2 separate regions of the Mus musculus genome follow, and region 1 is linked to region 2. A link is a loop called in an ENCODE intact Hi-C map of the cell type or tissue named here. Cell type or tissue: heart. All regions are shown on one strand. Links, peaks and the distances in the headings refer to the core of each region. The heading gives the core; the rest is flanking DNA.

The links. A loop is a pair of places that touch in the nucleus more often than their neighbours do. Peaks named below come from ENCODE experiments on the same cell type or tissue, not always from the same donor. Only the 100,000 strongest peaks of a DNase experiment are listed, where the experiment ranks them.
Region 1: it touches region 2 in a loop (2.1-fold over the local background); 2 of 42 quality-filtered maps call a loop at or near these places.

Annotation. Positions count from the first base shown.
Region 1 is chr16:22,238,790-22,241,690 of GRCm38, forward strand. No RefSeq gene overlaps it. Among named protein-coding and RNA genes, the nearest start is that of Gm25810, 16 kb to the left of the region's middle. In heart, for the core only: a CTCF peak has its summit at 1,537 (motif pointing left); no DNase peak of the experiment used is centred there.
Region 2 is chr16:22,161,786-22,164,686 of GRCm38, forward strand. Igf2bp2 (insulin-like growth factor 2 mRNA binding protein 2) reads right to left here and starts at 1,514. Exons shown (of 16, transcript NM_183029.2): 1 at 1,001-1,514. The coding sequence starts at 1,178. In heart, for the core only: no CTCF peak of the experiment used is centred there; a DNase peak (open chromatin) is centred at 1,336; H3K4me3 peaks cover 2,500 bases; H3K27ac peaks cover 2,207 bases.

The DNA.
Region 1 (2,901 bases), core at 131-2,630, 77 kb after region 2:
GCCTCCCAAGTGCTGGGATTAAAGGCATGTACCACCACGACCAGTTGATGATTTTCTTGTGGTTTGTATTTTATCAAACCTATCTGGTGAAATCTTTAATTCATAATTTTGTTTTTGCTTGCTAGAATCTAGAATTTCTTTTTCAGTCAGTGCTCTTAACCACTGAGCCATCTCTCTAGCCCAATTTATTATATTTTTGATCTTTCTATTCTTTCCCACTTTTCCTTTCACAATATTTGTCTTTTCCTTACAACAGCTAAATGTGACTAGAACACTCGGTTTTACGGCTGGCCTTTGATCTTACTAACCTTGAACTTTGACTCTAACCTTGAACTTCTGAACCCTTCCTCCTCCACCTTCAGAGCAGCTGGCTAGTGTGGTGCTGGGAACAAAATGGAGGACTCTGTAAACTCGGAGCACTCTACCAGCTGAGCCACATCCCAGCCCCACCATCATTTTGACGTTTCTATTGAGTGATTTTCTTCCTGGCTATAGATCACACTTCCTTCTCCTATCTGTAATTTTGAAATTACATACAGATAGTATAGGCACTACAGTGTTTGTGGTATGTGGAGGATTTTCTTTTATTGCTGTTTGTTTGCTTTTTGGTTTTCTGAGATGGGGTTTTGCTGTGTGGCCCTGGCTGTCCTGGAACTAATTTTGTAGACCAGGCTAGCTTCAAACAGAGATCTGTCTGCCTCTGCCTCCCAAGTGCTGGGACTAAAGGCTTGAGCAGCCACCACCTACCTTAGCTCTTTCTTATTTTTAAAATTTTGTGTGTATGAGTTTTGCCTGCATGCAGGTAAATGCATGACATACATACTGGTATCTAAGGAGGTAGGAACTTGGCATCTTATCTTATAGAACTAGGGTTACAGACTGAGACACGATGTGGATGCTGGGAATCAAACGAGTCCTCTACAGGCAGTGCTCTTAAGTGCCACTGGGACAATTTTCCTGCACCTTGCTTGTTTTATTCCTTAAGATTTATTTTTTATATGTATGTGCATAATATATGTGCATAGTATACGTGTGTGTACAGGTGAGTGCAGGTACTGAGGTAGGGCAAAATATCTAAAGTTACAGGTACTTCTGAGGTGCCCAAGGTGGGTGCTGGGAAACAAATGTGAGACCCCTGTAAAAGCAGCAAGCACTCTTCTACTGAGCCCTCCAGCCCTTTTTGTTTGAAATCCAATTATAATAAAATAAAACATAAATTAAAAAAAAAAATCAGCCTATTTAAGAGTCTTTGGTACAGAGACATATGAGCCAGGCTAGTGCTTAACTCCTGGGCTCAATTGATCTTTATGCCCTGGTCTCAGGTGTAGCTGGTGGTAATTTGGGGTAGACGGCACCCTGCCAGCCATCTGGTGGGCTAGATTTTGTTCTGCTAAGAAGTAAGTTTGCAGCTGGAGAGATGGCTCAGCAGTTAAAAGCAGTGACAGCTCTTCCAGAGGTCCTGAGTTTGATTCCCAGCAACCACATCACAACCATCTGTAATGGGATCTGATGCCCTCTTCTGGTGTGTCTGAAGACAGCGACAGTTACTCATACACATTATTTTAAAAAGATGTTTACATAGGAAATAGAATTGTTGAGACCTTTAAGCTAGTTGAGTGAATGTATAAAGCAGACCTTTCATCCATTACCTGCTCCATGGGCTCTAGACAGCCCAGGGTTCAGCAGAGCTCTGTATCAAAAACTCTAATAGGTTTTTTTTTTCCTTTTATTATTTAGATTAAAAACAAAAAAAAACAGACTTACCCAGGGAGGCTGCCACCCGAGAAGGGGGAATTATGGGGGAAGGGAGTTATGGTGGTGTGTGTGTGTAAAGTGAGTGAATAAATACATAAATGGACAGGCTGGAGGATGGCTCAGTAGTTAAGAGTGGTTGCTGCTCTTAGTGGCCCCAAGTTTGGTTCCCAGCACACACTGGGCAGCTCAGAACTACTAGGTTAGTGCTAGATTAGTCCTTTCCATAAAGTGAGGTTGTAGAGGCAGAGTAAAGTGTGAATGAATATCTACCAGCCCTGAATGAGACTGGGTGGTTCTTCAGCTCTTCTTTCTTGAACCAGCCTGTTGGGAGTCTCAATCTGTGTGTAGTTTACCAAAGACAAGAGGCTCCCAAGCTGATATCCTTGGCAACTCACTTCTCTTTGGTTACCTGCTCCAGAGGTTCTAGGGAGCCCAAGGACCCTGAACAGGGTCTCTCTTAAGCCTGGGAGTCAGCTGTGCTCACATGGCTCCGACTCCACAGTCCAGAAACTGGACGAGCCGAGGCTTAGGGGGCACCTTTCCTGCTTCCTTTTCTTGAGGGACGCAGTTCTGCATTACCGGTACAGTTACCTAATTTCCAGCTGGATAGTTATGAGTTTATATCAGTGTATAAATAACTTTTAGATGATGTATGGTTTGGGGATGGTGTGATAGAAATATTCTAAATTATAACATGTAGAGATGGCCATATAACTAGTCAATTTTTTTTTTCAGTGCTGGGGATTGAAACCAGGGCTTCTCTCGTGCTGGGCCACTCCGCTCGCTCAGTACACATCCAGGCTTAACTGCATTTTAGTGCCTACACTGCACCTCATTAAGCTTACAAAGAGTAAAGAAAGATATTGACATAGCAGTGTTATTAAATATTTCAGGCACACAAAAGCATACGGCACATAAACTCCTGATTACCACCCAGACTACAATACAGACACAACCAGGAGCTCCTTGTGTCTTGTCCACCCCCACTCAGGCTTATGTCCACCATCTTGATATGTGTATTATCAACATGTGTTGGCTTTCCCGTTTCTGAGCTCTATACAGATGTTCTAACCGTTCTTAACAGACATGGTAATAAGTGAACCCACAGACCGAATTACATTTATGCAACTTCTAGCCTTGGGGCTG
Region 2 (2,901 bases), core at 153-2,652:
TCGCCAGCTTGCCCCGCCGCACAGGTTTCCCAAAGAAGGGGGTTCCCTTGCGGGGCCGGGGGTCCCAGGCCCCCGGGAGCGTGGCCCGCCGCGTGCGTGTGCGGGATGCGAGCTGGGAGCGCGCGCGCGGGCGAGTGTCGCGCTCCGACTCCCGTCCGGGCTCCAGCGCGCTCGCGGGCCCCCCGGTCGCCTCTTTCCCGGTTCTCAGCCCGGGCCCCCACCGAGTTGAGACAGGGTACCTCGTAAAAAGGTGCTCCTGGCCGAGCAGGAGGCGGGGAGACGGGAGGCGGAAAGCCCCCAGCCCCGAGTTCTTCTCAATAAAATCGGACAAAAAATTCAGGGAAAAATAGGAGCGCTTCCGAGACCAGAGAGAGGGAACTGAGCTTCGGGAAAGGACCGAGGGAGATGTGCGGTCCGACAAGGGCCAGGTGGGGAAAAACCCCAAGACCTCGAAGGGTTCAGTAGGTGAAGTCGAGGAGATGCCGAAAGTGGGGGGCCAGAAGACAAGAGGGGGTCTCAAAAGGAGAGTGCGGCTTGGGAGACGACAGAGGGCGAGAGGTCTTTGGCACGAGGCATGGGAAGAAGGAAGGTCTGGCTAGGAGGAGAGATGCTGGATTTGGGGGGGTCCCTGGCAAAGGGGGTACTAGAAGGGTCTAGAAAAAGAAAAACGGGGGACTCTGCAAAGGTGGGGGCGGGGGAAGCTCTGGAGAGCAGCTGGGCACTCCAGGGGCGCTCCTAGGGAGCCAGCGAGCCTGGGGACCCTCGGAGGGGCACAGGGTCGCCTCGACTCTGAGGCCCAAGGGTCTGTGTTAGCCCCCGCGGTGGGGGCAGGGCAGCCGGCCATCCCGGAGCCAGCCCGCCGCGAGAGTCGCGGGGCTGGTGCGTGAAAGTGAGCGTGAGGGCTCGGGAGTCGCGGCGGGCGCGGCCCATGGGGCTCGGCCTCCCCGCTGCCGCCGTCCCGAGCCGGCGAGGCGCGGCGTGGGCTGCGCCGAGTGCTCACCCGAGAGGGTCTCGATGGCGCGGATGGCCCAGTTCTGGTCGGGGTAGTCCACGAAGGCGTAGCCGGACTTGAGTAGGACCTGTCCCGCCAGGGGCAGCTTCCTGTCCCCGAAGAGCTGCCGGAGGTCGTCGGCGGTGACGGCGGGGCTCAGGTTCCCAATGTACAGCTTGTTCATCATCCGCGTCTTCCCGAGAGCCCGCGGCTCCCCCGGCCCGGCACCCGGCGCTCCCGCCGCCTCCGCTGCCCTCCTCTCTCCTCCTGCGCCCGCCCCCGCCCCCACCCTCGCCCTCAGCCTGGCTCCCCCCACCGCGGCCGGCCCGGCCCGCCCGGGGGCAGAGGCGGAGGCGGGGACTCGGCGCGGCTGCCTCCTCCGGGCAGAGTCCCGAGCGGGCGTGCGGACAAAGCGCTTGCTCTGCCTCCCGGTGCCGGGGCGGCGGCGGCGGGCGGACGCACCCCGCGCGCCTGAGAGTTGGAGCGGCGTGTGCACCGCCGAGAGTGCGCGCCCTGCCCGTCCCGCGCCGCGCGCTCCGAGGGCTCGGCGCTCCCAGGCTGCGCGCCCGGCGGGCGGAAGCGGCGGCGGCCCCAACGGGGCCGGGAGCGGCGGAGCCAGGCGGCGCGCGGGAGGTGAGGGGCGCGGACGTGGGCGGGGTGTGTGCAAGGTGGACGCGACGTGGGCGCGGGGCCAGAGTGAGGTGCACCTTGAGGAGAGCTCTGCACGCTAGGGCTGACAACTTTCCTCGCGCGTCCCGAGCCACGCACCGATCTAGAGACTCGCTGCGAGCCAAGCTCTTGGAAGAAGGGGGCGCATGTGGTCAAAGGACGGAGGAACACACGGGTCCCCTCCCCCAGACCGTGTATTCTAGTAAAGTTACCGTGGCGCCGAGCCTCGGTTTCCCCAACCAAGAAAGGAGAGCCAGACCCGAGGCCAGGTGATGGCCGAGGTGACGATGCACAGGCTGAGGGGCGGGTTTCAGTCCCAGGCTTGGTAGGCGTTCCCTGAACTCTGGAAGGAACTGGAGAGGGAAGGAACTGGAGAAGAAAGTTGTCCTTCCACGCGGAGGACGGAAGAGGCAGGGTCCTAGTCCCTCTCCCGGGAAGGAGCCAGACAGATTGCCAAGCGGCAATCTAAGTCACATGGCTCCGTGGGAATCGTAGAAATAAAGGGCTCCAGAAAAGAACGGAGGGATTTTGAGGTGAGATGGCTTTGGACTTCTGTGTGATCCGGGAAGTGTTCCTTGGTTTTTTAGAAGGCTTACGTGTTGGGAGGTATGTCTGGGTGGAGAAGTCACCATGGGCCATAGGGTCTGTCTCCTCTATACTCAGATCCAGCAGTATGCCCCAAAGTGTGCCAACATCCCTGAGCCTAACTTTTATCCCTAGAGAAAATAAAACAACCACCCCTTGTGAGGGTGACATAAAAGGCTAGCTGAGTAATGTGTGACACACTGCACTCTGCTTCCATTTCTTTACCCAGGGAAACTTAAAAGCTGGGTGGACAGGACAGGGGGAGCGGTCCTTAATTACTTGTCTTGATAAGGAAGTGATGGATGATTCTTTCTCATCTAGATATTTACTGACATCTCAATTCTAGCTTTCATCAACTATCCACACATTTTCCTCTCTGGACTTTACTGCTTCTAGAACTGGGAATAGGGCTTTGATAGTGTTGCCCAGACTGACAGATAAACCAGGGATAGATGCTTCCTGAGTAAAATGTGGAAGAAGCTCGCCAGTGAAAACAACTTGTGAGTGCTGCACAACTCACGGCAGACTGGAAGCCGCCTTCAGATTATTTACACGGAGGCTGCTAATTAGGCCGTCATCTTTGTAAGGCTATGTTTGCCCATTCACAGTAAGTCATAGTTACAGGCTACAGAAGACAAGGAATTACCACGGGTTGG